3 separate regions of the Homo sapiens genome follow, and regions 1 and 3 are each linked to region 2. Evidence: chromatin contacts called from ENCODE Hi-C data. All regions are on one chromosome and are shown on one strand. The core of a region is the stretch at or near the end of the contact, and the rest is flanking DNA. Distances in the headings are between cores, read along the strand shown. Region 1 holds the start of PRMT9 (protein arginine methyltransferase 9). Region 2 holds the start of LSM6 (LSM6 homolog, U6 small nuclear RNA and mRNA degradation associated). Region 3 holds the start of ARHGAP10 (Rho GTPase activating protein 10).

Region 1 (4,281 bases), core at 1,595-4,094, 1.5 Mb after region 2:
GTCACTCTAATTCCAACTGCATCTCCCTCCATCCATTCTCCATGCTGCAATACTGTGGAAAGAGGGAAAGCTTTAGTCATTAAAACATTTTAAATCATCTTCACATATTTTATACAAAAGCGTTGATATTTGGAACTGAATCTTGAGGGAGTTTACTAGAGAGACAAGGATAAGAAAGGAGATTCTGGCCGGGCACGGTGGCTCATGCCTGTAATCCCAGCCCTTTGGGAGGCCAAGGCAGGCAGATCACCTGAGGTCAGGAGTTGAAGACCAGCATGGCCAACACGGTGAAACCCCATCTCTACTAAAAATATAAAAATTAGCCAAGCACGGTGGCGAACACCTATAATCCCTGCTACTCAGGAGGCTGAGGCAGGAGAATTGCTTGAACCCAGGAGGTGGAGGTTGCAGTGAACCGAGATCGCACCACTGCATTCCAGCCTGCGTGATACAGTGAGACTCTATAAAAAAAAAAAAAACCCCGCACAGATTATATGAAATGGATCAGAGGGTCTACAGATAAGTGGCTTGGTGTGGCCGGAGTTTGGGTATGGGGAATAGAGTAGCAGGCAATGAGCATTTTACAGGGGGCCCATACAAACAAACACAGACTTTGTTCGGCAGGAAACAGACTAGTTGCTTACCCTACTGAATGTCAGGCATTGCACTACAAATTTTAAATATACTTTTTTATTTTTTCTTTTTGAGATGGAGTCATACACTGTCGCCCAGGCTGGAGTGCAATGGCACAATCTGGACTTACTGCAACCTCCGCCTCCCGAGTTCAAGCAATTCTTCTGCGTCAGCCTCCTGAGTAGCTGGGACTACAGGCACATGCCACCACGCCCAGCTAATTTTTTATTTTTATTTTTTTTTCTGAGACAGAGTTTCGCTCTTGTTGCCCAGGCTGGAGCGCAATGGCGTGATCTCGGCTCACCACAACCTCTGCCTCCCAGGTTCAAGCAATTCTCCTGCCTCAGCCTCTCGAGTAGCTGTGATTACAGGCATGCACCACCACGCCCAGCTAATTTTGTACTTTTAGTAGAGACGGGGTTTCTCCATGTTGAGGCTGGTCTCGAACTACTGACCTCAGGTGATCCACCCGTCTCTGCCTCCCAAAGTGCTGGGATTACAGGCGTGAGCCACCGCGCCCGGCCTAATTTTTTAATTTTTAGTAGAGACAGGTTTTCACCATATTGGCCAGGCTGGTCTCAAACTCCTGACCTTGTGATCCACCCGCCTCCGCCTCCCAAAGTGCTGGGATTACAGGCCTGAGCCAGCACACCCAGTCTAAATATACTTTTAATACCCAGTAAACATTTTTAAGAGAGGCTGCGTCCCTGTTTCACAGAAGAGGAAACTAAGAAACAAGTAACTGAGGAAAGATCACTTGAGTTGATCCATTTTTCTATTGCTGCCTACCAAGAGAAGCAAACTGTATCTCAACATATCATCTCCTCCTCAAGTAGGACAGCTGGTCCTGAAATTTACACTAAGTTTACATGAACTACAAACATCTAGACGCTACTGACATTTAGTGGGTAGAGATCAAGGATGCTGCCAAACATACTGCAATGCACAGGACACCTCCCCTCCCCCATAACAAAGAATTATCCCATTCAAAATGTCAATAGTGCTGAGGTTGACAAACCCTCAGTCTAAATGAAGCAAAGTAATTGCAATTTTAAGTTAAATCATTTTTCGTAATTTAGATTCTAAAAGTACTTCAAAAAAGAACAGCATTTCAACAGAGTAATTGTTGCAAATAATCCAATAATTGAAGTTTAAAGAACGCATCATTAAATGATAATCACTTTAGGCTAATTACACACTTTATTCAACTAGAGGCCCACTATATTCCTACTACACACAATATAACAAATCCAAAAGCCCTCAAGCCAGGGCATGCTTAAATTAGATATAAGGAGAAGAGGATCACGTGAGACCTCATTTCCAATTCGAGGGCCTTTAAAATTTTAAACGAGATGAAAGTTTTGAAACTGAGAAATGACAACATTTGACTTTTGTTGCAAAAAGCTAGCTATGTTGACACAGACTGCAGGAGAGAGCTCAGTTGAGAGCCGACTGCAACAGCCGGCAGATGACTGAAGCTCGAACCAGGGTAGTAAAGGGGAAGATGGTGAGAACTGGTAAGATTCTGGACATATTTCGAAGGTGAAGACGGCAGGATTTTCCTCTGGGCTGGTCGTAGGTGTGAATAAACGAAAGATGTCAAGGTTGAACAGTAAACATTAATAGCAAACACCCAACCAAGCACCCTAGCCCCTCCGCCTTTTTTCTTTTCTTTTTTTTTACGAGGACGTTGGATCGGCCAGCAAGTGAGAAAAAAGGGCCCTAAATATTAACAGCAACCACCCACCCAGGCACCCTAGCCCCTCCGCTTTTTTTTTTTTCTGTTTTTTTTTTTTTTTTTACGAGGACGTTGGATCTGCCAGCAAGTGAGAAAAAAGGACCCTCACCTTCACGTCGTGTTTCAGCTCCGGCGCCAGGCTGAGCACGAGGAGGTAGTGGGCATAGGCAGTGCCGAAGTCCTGGACGCCCAGACAGTGCTCTGCGCTCTGCAAGGACCGCGACACCAGCTCGTCCCGGCCGGCTGCCCCAGCGCCACCCCCGGCGTCTCGGCGGGACCTGGGCCGCGAGTTCGACATGGCAGTCACCACTTGTATGGCCAAAGGGAAGATATTTTGTAAACGTAATTAGAAAACTCTCTCGATGCTACACTTCCAGGGACCAGACAACTGCTCAAAAAACAGCACAGCAAAGTTACCCTCCGCCGCGGGTGAACTCGCCAACCCCAGCCCAGGCGGAAGCTCCGCCCCGTCCTGGCCCCGCGGGCGGCGCAGACCGTGACGCATACCCCACTATTGCGCACCTGGCCAGCGGCGCACGCTACGCGAACGTCAGCGCGCCCGACGTGGGCACGTCACTGCTGCCCATTCCCGCAGGAGCGACCACTGTGCGTGAGCATAGGAGAACGTCTGTGGCAGGACCTGTCCGGTCTTGCGCCCTTTTTTTTTCCCGGCTGAAAGCAGAGCTTTCTCTCCCTCTTGCACTCCGGGAGTGTGTGGCTTTCGACTGCAAGACCCTGTTGTACAGACCCAGGCAGCGCGAAGCGCCACCCGCTCATGAGGGACGGTCAAGCATTTGTGATGATGCTTAAGACATTTTGGATCGTGATGCACAAAATTTCAAGACCTGAAAGAACCTGGAGATAACAAAAGCATCTCAGACGTGGTAGAGGAAATGCTTTCACAGGCATTTCAAATCATTCTCACAAAACCTGGCTAGGTGGACCTTTGGATCACACTCGTCTTAATGATGGCAAACGTGGTATCTTGAGAAGTGACTTGCTGGAGGTCACACAACCAGCTAGTGGCATAGGCATGGTTCAAATCCAAGTTCTCTGACCACCTATCTGTTCAGTTATAAGATGAGCTTAGGGGTTATTTCACTGTTCGTGTCTTATCACTGTATAGTGTTTACATTAATACAAAGTTTTTCCACATTCAAGTGTGGCCTCTAAGATACAGATTCGAAACTCAAAGGGAGGGGAGCATAGTTATTACGGCTGAAAAGTTATTTTTGTCCCCATTTTCAAATTCATTAATGGATAATATCTTAAATCGAGCATTTTGCATATCACACTAATACATTTTGAGGGCTCCTCTAATTCTCAAAAACACGTCATGCATTTTTGCCTTCTCTTCTGATCCAATTATCTGAACTACCCTTTTTTCTGAGCACTCGCCTGTGTAAATCCTAATCCGTTTTTCAGGTTCCAGCTCACTACATTGTGAGCTATTCTTAATCACTTTTGTGACCTTTGCACCTAGCGGATTATGATGCAAAGTAAGGACTTTGATTTTTTCTTCTTTCTTTTCTTTCTTTTCTTTTTTTTCTTTTTTTTTTTTTTTTTTTTTTTTTTTTTTTTGAGACAGAGCCTCACTCTGTCGCCAGGCTGGAGTGCAGTGGTGCGATCTCGGCTCACTGCAACCTCTACCTCCCAAGTTCAAGCGATTCTCCTGCCTCAGCCTTCCGAGTAGCTGGGATTACAGGCATGCACCACCACGCCCGGGTAATTTTGTCTTTTTAGTAGAGACAGGGTTTCTCCATGTTGGTCAGGCTGGTCTCAAGCTCCTGACCTCAGGTGATCCGCCCGCCTCAGCCCCCCAAAGTGCTGGGATTACAGGCATGAGCCACTGCACCAGGCCAATTATTTGCATTTTTTCGTGGTTTATCTATAACTTCAAGATTTTCTGT
Region 2 (4,612 bases), core at 2,017-4,516:
TTCAAGTGATCCGCCAACCTTGGCCTCCTAAAGTGCTGGGATTACAGGTGTGAGCCACTGCCCCCGGCCTCTCTTCATTTTCTATAACAAATAATTTTCATATCCCATGATTAAAGGCAGATAATGGTGGCCCCAAGTATCCAAAACTAGCACATCACAGCTTATGAGCTCCTATTGTACAGTCTGAAGGTCCAGGAAAGGTTCAGGTCCATGCCAGCACTTCATACCAGTTAATGCATTGCTCCAACAAGACCAGCCAGTATTCTTGGAAGCTTAACATCCATGTTACATATTAAAATCTGCTTTGGAGAGTGTTGGTCAATCCAATTACATGTTTGTATTTATCATCATCATCATCATCATCAACAACAACCACAACAACATCACAATACATTCATCTACATGTTCACAGGGCTGTTGGGTGTTTAATAAGCTAGACATGAGACCATCTTTTATGAATATGAAACATTGAAGGACATAGTTATTTAAAGGCATATGTACTATAGAACTGTAGAAGGGACAAACAATGAAGTGGCAAGAGTTCTCTTAGCATTTATATATCTGCATTTGTCTATTTTAAGCATAATAGCTTCAAGAGAATGAAAAGACAAGCCATAAACTGGGAGAAAATATTTGTAAAACACATATCTGATAAAGAACTATTATTCAAAATATACAAAGGACTCTTAAAACTCAACAAAAAGAAAGAACAAACTGATTCAAAATTGGGCCAAAGACCTGAACAACCAAAGATATACATATGGCAAATAAGTATATAGAAAGATCCTCCATATCATATGTCACTAGGGAATTACAACTTTAAACAACTATGAGATAGTCACTAAGCAGCTATTAGACTAGTCAAAATCCAAAGGACTGGAAGCACCAAATGCCCATGAGGATGTGGAACAATGGAAACTCTCATTCACTCCTAGTGGGAATGCAAAATGGTACAGCCACATTGTAAGACAGTTTGGCAGTTTCTTACAAAACTAAACATACCCTTGCTATATGATCTAGCAGTCATACTCCTTGATATTTGCCCAAATAAGCTGAAAACTTATTTCTATACAAAAACCTGCATACACATATTCATAGCAGCTTTATTCATAACTTCCCAAACTTGGAAGCAACCAAGATGTCCTTCTGTAGGTAAATGGATAAATAAACTGTGGTACATCCAAATAATGGAATATTATTCAGAACTTAAAAGAAATGAGTTGTCAAGCCATGAAAAGGCGCAGAGGGGTCTTAAATGCATATTTCTAAGTGAAAGAAGCCAGTCTGAACAGGCTACACAGTGGGGTGGTGCAGTGTATGCACCACTAACTGTGTACGGTATGATTCCAAATATATGATATTGTGGAAAAAGGCAAAACTTTGGAGACAGAAAAAAGATCAGCGGTTGCCAGTGGGGAGGAAGGGATAAATAGGTGGAGCACAGAGAATTTTTAGGGCAGTGAAACTATTCTGTATGATACTGTAATTGTGGGTACATTTCATTATGCATTTGTCAAAACCTATAGAATGTGCAACACCAAGAGTGAACCCTAATGTAAACTTTGGCCTTTGGATGATAATGATGTGTCAGTGTAGGTTCATCAGTCCTAACAACTAAATGAAACTAAACTACATAAGTTAAACTAAAGCTTGCCAAAATATTTTTATGACTTTAAGGCTCCTTAATAAATTAATGTTTACATTCAGGGTTTTGAAGACTAGTATTCACCAAAAGTCTTGCAGTGTTTTCTTTGCATCATAAAAGATGCTGAAAGCAAAAACCTGGGAAATACGGAAAATTGCCTTGTGAGTTAGTAAAAGTCATTTATAAGCTGCTGAGGGGCTTTTGGGAACAGCCACACTTTTTATAAGCTTGTTAGCTCATGAATTAATTCAGGATGCCCACCCCGTGTGTCAAACTGGGCCCTTACCCAGCTACTCCCCTTAGAGAAGGTTGCAGCTGCTCAGCAGATGAACTAGGCCCTTAAAACTCCTCATGGCTCCCTACCCACCACACTAGTGTTAACGGCTCGATTAGGGCTCTGTAGGAAAGGGAAAGAAGTTTGAATCAAAAATTTTCTTTTTTTTTTTAATAATTTAAACAATCAGTAAGGAATGTGCAATTTGATGTCGTTTGCAAAGAAAGTTTTTAGGAACAGGGCTTTTTATCCTATTATGTTTGTTCTTTGCACGTAATTATTTGATTTAAATGGTACTTTTCTTAAAATTTTTATTTACATTGTATTTTATATTGCAAGAACTTCAAATACAGCCCTCACAATAAATCAGTAACTGTTCGGTCTTTATCCAAACTGAACTTTTATAGAAGGATATAAGGAAGTCTCTATTCTTTAACAAATCATATCCAGTTGTTTTCTGTCCCTGATATCAATCAAAAGTTCATTTCTTCTGCCTTTAACCAAAAGAAGTTTACAAGGGAGGAACTCTTTATCTTCGAAAAAAATTTTGCATCTTAGATTTTATAACACCTAATGGGGTTAAGGATCTGTGTTGAAAGATCTTATCACTCTGTGTATAGTGTTACAAATCATAAATATAATTAAAGTATAAGTTTTCAACTGATGAGAGTATATGTGGAGGGGGAAAAACGAATCAAGTCCTGGTGTAACAGTTCTCTTCTTTTTCCCTTTCAATTCCATTAATAGAAAGAGTATTGAGAATTCATGCAAAATTCCAAACCAAGTTCCCATAGTAGCACTGAAATAAGTCTGCACACCATTTCCAATAGGAACTAGTAATGTAACACAATTAATGTCATTATAATTTGGAGTTACTTGAGTGATTTTGATTATTTTTGTATCAATTAACATTGCCATGGAAACAGTCTCTTGCTAAAATGGCTTAAGTCTTCACACATTTAATCAATATCCAGAGGTAGATTTAAAGACTTGAGGTGTTTCATTTATTTATTTATTTGCTTTAAACTATTCAAGGACGTTTCTGGGTACACAATGCCGTTACTTAAACAGTAAATTCCAGTTTCCTATGACTTCAAGTTATTTTTTACACTTCTGTAAATAAATCCTGCCCAAAAGATCACTTCTAGTTTCCTGGAATTTTGTTTTTGTTTTGTATTGTATTTGTTTTGTACTCAGATTTCTGTTAGAGGAACTCCACTGCACCAATTTTGCTACTAGACAAACCAGGAATCTTGGATTTGCGCGCTTTGGTGCTGACAGGCTTTTTCGGCCCCAGCGGGCTGCCGTAGCAGAGAAGAGCACTGATTGGCTGAGGCAGAAAAGTGCCCCTGCCTCGGCGCTTTCGGTTTTGGCTGGGATCATCCGCGGCGGCCGGGCTCGTGGGGCGCCTGGAGTGAGGGTTCTGGTTCCCGCCGGCGAGGTGAGCCGCACCGCTGCGCGGGCCGACGACGGGGCCGGGCGCAGCCCCAGGTTCGGTGCCCCAGTGTTCAGTCGCGCTGTGGAGCGGCGGCTGCAGCGGCCCTAGGCCGGGCGAGGCAGCCCCGGAAAGGGCCTGCGGTGAACAGGCTGGGGCTCCGGGAAGGGACCGCTGGGTGGCGGGTCCCCGCGAAATGCCGCGTCCAAGCTCTCCGCGCATGGAATGGCTGGGAGAGGTCTGATGGTGGGCGCCGGGACCGCCCTCAGCGAGGCGCCTAGACTGCGCGGAGAGGAGCGGCACCGTCCCGGCTCCTACCGAGTTGGCGTCCGAGATCAATTCAGGTTGTTGAAGTTCCCCAGGGAGCCCCGACGCTAATCCCAAGATTCGGCGGGAAAGCGGATCCCGAACCCAGGCCTAGGCTTCGCCTGTCTTCCAGGAGGGCTTCAGGGAATTGCGAACCCTCTCCTACATCGGGGTGGCTGCGCCTGACCACAGGAATTAAAGGCTGGACTCGCCTGTCTTACCAAGTTGTCAGGTCGAGGAACCCGATTGTATGGTCTTAAGTCCTATCGCCCAAGGTTTTCTGTGCGTATGCGTGTCCGCACACCTGCATAGCAGGCATTTTTAAGGTGTGTAGGATTAAGATGATGCGGATTACCCTGCCCCACTGCTCTTAGTAATACGTGACTATTGTAGAAAATTGCAAACATAGAAGACTTTAGTGAAGAAAATAATATTCACTGAACCCTTTCACCTACGATCATTTTCTCTTGTATGTGCTAGCTTCTACTTGAACTAAGAGTGTACATGTTTAATCACTTAACAGTGTAGTTTTCCACTTCCATTTAAAAACTCTTCCTAAATATTATTCTAATTTTGTATCTTCTTTTGATTGTCCTATCATTGTGGGTCCCAGTTTAGGTCCCGTAAATTATTCAGTCATTTCCCGATTGTGGGACATTAGATTGTTTTTGAATTTTTACATCATCTTAGCATCCCAGATAGTGCTTTGATAAACTCTTTTCCCCCTATTTTTTAGATTATTTCCTTGGACTAGATTCTCAGAAGTGAAATTATCAGATTAGATGCTGTCATCTGAAAGGTCTGTTTTAGGCCTTCATACACATTGCTGCAGTGTTTTCCAAAAAAGTTTTAGAGATGTTTGGTAATTTTACTTGCTTAAATATTGTGCAGAAATCTTGAGAGGCTTGTGTTTGTGGTGTGTGTGTGTGTGTGTGTGTCACTGGCGTTAATG
Region 3 (3,947 bases), core at 334-2,833, 1.6 Mb after region 2:
GTTATTTGTAAAACACTTTGAACTCTCTGGAGGATGGACATTAGAGTAATAATGTTTATCTGTGGGTTAGGCACTCCTGGTGCTGTTTTGTAACAAAAGGGCTTATTGAGTAGGAGGCTTATTTAACTTGTTCGGGAGGGTTACCCTCCTACAACATGCTGTCCAAACAGATTCTTAATTACCCAGCTGAGAGTCTGAACGTCTTGAGGAATTACTTTGAAGTTTCTCGTTAATATTACCATCATATCATGTAAGTCTATATCGCGAGTTTGTAGATGTATGGAGTTCCTAGTGGGTGCCCGGCACATAATAATTGCTTAATAAATTGCGATTATGAAACGTTACTCTAATGAACTATTAGTGTTTTTTTTTAAGAAATACTTTTTTTTTTTTTTGAGACATTGTCTCGCTCTGTCGCCCAGGCTGGAGTGCAGTGGCACCATCACGACTCACTGCAACCTCCGCCTCCTGGGTTCAAGCGATTCTCCTGCCTCAGCTGGGACTACAGGCACGTGCCACCGCACCCGGGTACTTTTTGTATTTTAAGTAGAGACGGGGTTTCACCATGTTAGCCAGCTGGTCTCCAACTCCTGACCTCAGGTGATCTACCCGCCTCCGTCTCCCAAAGTGTTGGGATTACAGGCGTGAGCCACCACGTCCGGCCTAAGGTATACATTTTAATACTTTAAAATGCCTAACTTTTTTTGGGACACACTGGAGTTGTTTCATAACACACAAAATAGGCTTTTTGAGGGCACTGACATAAATTCTCATTGATCGTCACCCCCACGCGGTGAAAACCACACGTTACCTGGCATGTTTTCCGGTAGTTATTTTTAGAATAATAAAGATCGTCTTCACCTACCCCAGCAAATTTAATGTGCTGAACACAACAGAAACAACTTTTCTGTGGTTTAGCCAGCCCTCTCTCTTCAACTAAGTTATTTAGTGCGGATACGCAGAGAAGTGTAATAGGAGCTGCTGGGCCACCAAGAAAACGCTCTTGCCATTGTAAGGCTTCGATCTCAAGCGGAGATTTACCACGCATCTCACTTTAAACTGGGAAAGGAACCGGGATAAGGAAAAGAGCCCCCTGTGCGAGTTCGTTCCCAGCTCGGGGTTGGGGGCGTCCCAGGATAAATGAGATAAATGAGTTAATCATCTCCTGCAAGGCAGCCACTTCAGAGTTATGTCGCCCGCCTGCGGGGACTAACGACTGCAATTAAGACGCTCCTTCTCGGTCCCGGTCGGGTTCCGTGCAGCGGGGAGCCGACTGTGAGTCACCCCGGCCCCGGGAGCCCAAGCAAAGGGGAGGGGAGAGCGCCCAGGGTGGAGGGGAGCCGCGGGGCGAAATTCTAGCCCCAGGACGCCTCGGAAGGAAGAGGAGGGGCAGCTGCGCGTGGGGAAGAGAAGGAAGAGGCGTCCAGGGAAGGGAAGGGAGGAAGAAGGAAGGCGGAGGAAAGAGAAGGGGACGAGCGGGAGCGCGGGCCCGGCCGGGTGGCGCCTCGGGGAGTGTCTGCCGCGCGGGGGCCGGGCGGGGCGGGGCCGCGGGCGCTCAGAGCTCGGCGGGGGCTGCCGGGATTGGGGCGCCGCAGCTAGCGCTGGTCTCGGTGGCAGCTCCTCCGCGCCGCAGGACTCGGCTCTACGGGACATGTCCGTGCCGCGCTCGCCGCGCGCCCGGGCCTGCTAGCTCCTCTGTGCTCCCTGAACGCGCGGCGCCGCACCTGGCAGCGGCCTCGGAGCTCGGCTCGGGCAGGAGCGCGCGGCCGTGCGCACCGCGCAGCGACCGCTGCCGTCATGGGGCTGCAGCCCCTGGAGTTCAGCGACTGCTACCTCGACAGCCCGTGGTTCCGGGAGAGGATCCGCGCTCACGAAGCGGAACTCGAGAGGACCAACAAGTTCATCAAAGAGCTCATTAAGGACGGGAAGAACCTCATCGCTGCGACGAAAAGTAAGCGGGGACGCGGGCGCGGACGGGCTGCGGCGTGGCGAGGCGGCTGGGGGAGCCTCTCTCGGCAGGAGACGGAGGGTCTTGTGTCCGGGGCCAGCAGCCAGAGGAACGGGGAATTCATTCCGGACCAGCCCAGCTCTCTCGGAACCCCGGGGGGTCCCTGGAATCATTCCTCCTCGAGGCAGCGCGGCGAGTCCCCATTCCCGCCCCTGCGGCTCTGCGGCGGCGGGAACCAGCTGCCAGCGGGCCCCGCCTGGGCCCCGCCTGGCCCCGGCCGAACACCCCTCGCTGAATGCGCGCTCCGCTGGACCGACCCTAGGCACTCCTGGCCCGGAGTCAGGTTTCATTGCTGCCTAAAGCTACTCACAATCTCTTACAAAACCGAGGCATCTGTTTGCCTAGTTTTGTTTTGTGACTTCTCAAAAGAAATTTCTTGGGGATTCTTTGAAACCCTGCGGGAGTGTTGAGTTTTCCAGAGTCCCCTTAAGCTTCACCTTTTCCCTCTCATTGTCTGATCTTCCCCGACAGTCCTGTTCCAGGTCCTTCACGTGCCAAACCAGAAAGTCCACCTGGCTTTATGCTGCTTCCGCACATTCCTCCCCTGCCGTGCTGAGGAGGGTTCAAAGATTGGGGTTTGGAAGGGTGAGCGGACAGCCTGCCCTCTAGCCTAGGCGGGCACTGCTTGCAAATAGGGAATTCCACCCCGGTTAGGCTTGGTGCCTTCCTCCCCTGAACTTCTGTCTCTTAAACTCGGAAGAAGACACGAGATACAGGAGAGATAACTGTATTTTAGTGTAGTTGAGGAGAGTCTTTCTAGGAGAGAAGGGGCCAAAATTCATGCAGAAATACTGAGTTAGTGATGCTACTGGAAAATGGGGCGGAATTAGCCCCAGTGAGGAGCTGGGCAGCCTGACCATCCCTTGGATCCATAACCCCTTCGGAGGATGGCGGTGAATGTCCCCTTTCCCCCTTTAAAAGACCTGTCCATACAGCAGACAGGGACTTGGGCAGTATCCAGCCTTGAGGGGCTGGGTTCTTAGGGCCTTCATCACTCACCTAGATTCTCAGTTCAGTAATTCTCAGCCTTAGGTATTCGTCCCTTGTACATTTGTTTGTAGATACCACCTCTGGGGAAAATCCCCCATCTCACTGTTCTCCCGACCGCGCCCCGCCCCATTTTTCAGTAAGGGCGATTAAAACATATTGATTATACTGTCTCGGGCACCCAGCATGGTGCCTGGTACAGTAAATATGCATTTAATGAATAAGTTGAAGTACATTTCTGTGGGAAGAATTTAGTGAGCCATCCCTGTAATTTTGGAGGCAAGTCACTCAACTTCTCTGGATGATCTCCAAGGTTCCTTTTGGTTCTCTGACCTCTTTGGTGTTGCAAAATCAGGACTGGGACTCACTTAGGGTTTTTTTGTTTTGTTTTTAAGTCTCTGCTGCTTGAATCAGAAATGGGACTCTGGGACATGTGACAAGTGGGCTTATTTGGTTGAGGGCTCTCCAGGCCCTTGGCATCTGGTATGTGTGTTGGGTGGGAAGTAGGGGGGCGCCTATACATATGGAGGAGTGAGCATAGAAAGGAGGAGTTGGGAGCGGGGGTGCAGAGTGAACACGAGAGAATGAGGACTGAGGACTCTTTCTGTAACTTGATGTTAACCAGAGTCAGTGGCCGGGAGAATGTACCTTCTCTCTCATTGGTTGTAGTAGTTCCCTCTGGAGCTAGAGAGGTGTGGAGAGAGGCAGAGGGCAAAGCCAGTTTGGCCACTGGTAGAAAGCTATTTCTGTGACAGCATATTAGCTTTCCTGCCATCAGGACACATGCGTTAGGTTCCAGCAGCAGCCAGTGCATCTGGGGGGCCAGATGTCAGCTTTCCTCCAGACTGTAGACTTTCTTGAATTTGTGAATTAGTATCTTACTCATTTTGATTCTCGTCCTTTAGCATAAGAAACATAACTTGTAATCATGCTTTGAGAGTAATTGGGAAGT

Evidence for each region. A loop is a pair of places that touch in the nucleus more often than their neighbours do. Pooled maps may share reads with other maps.
Region 1: a map of CD8-positive, alpha-beta T cell shows a loop between it and region 2 (16-fold over the local background). The contact joins the promoter of PRMT9 here to the promoter of LSM6 in region 2. A Hi-C loop is called at or near these places in 2 of 168 maps with a recorded cell type or tissue (CD4-positive, alpha-beta memory T cell and CD8-positive, alpha-beta T cell) and 10 of 50 pooled maps.
Region 3: a loop to region 2 is called in a pooled map, with 6 times the contacts of the local background. The contact joins the promoter of ARHGAP10 here to the promoter of LSM6 in region 2. A Hi-C loop is called at or near these places in 6 of 50 pooled maps.

Annotation. Positions count from the first base shown.
Region 1 is chr4:147,681,319-147,685,599 of GRCh38, forward strand. It overlaps PRMT9 (protein arginine methyltransferase 9), which reads right to left and starts at 2,845. Exons shown (of 12, transcript NM_138364.4): 1 at 2,481-2,845. The coding sequence starts at 2,669.
Region 2 is chr4:146,172,452-146,177,063 of GRCh38, forward strand. It overlaps LSM6 (LSM6 homolog, U6 small nuclear RNA and mRNA degradation associated), which reads left to right and starts at 3,267. Exons shown (of 4, transcript NM_007080.3): 1 at 3,267-3,360. RefSeq lists a silencer at 3,417-3,476.
Region 3 is chr4:147,730,505-147,734,451 of GRCh38, forward strand. ARHGAP10 (Rho GTPase activating protein 10) reads left to right here and starts at 1,584. Exons shown (of 23, transcript NM_024605.4): 1 at 1,584-1,951. The coding sequence starts at 1,798. RefSeq lists enhancers at 1,195-2,087, 2,088-2,980, 2,301-2,370, 3,499-3,628 and silencers at 1,281-1,800, 2,111-2,190.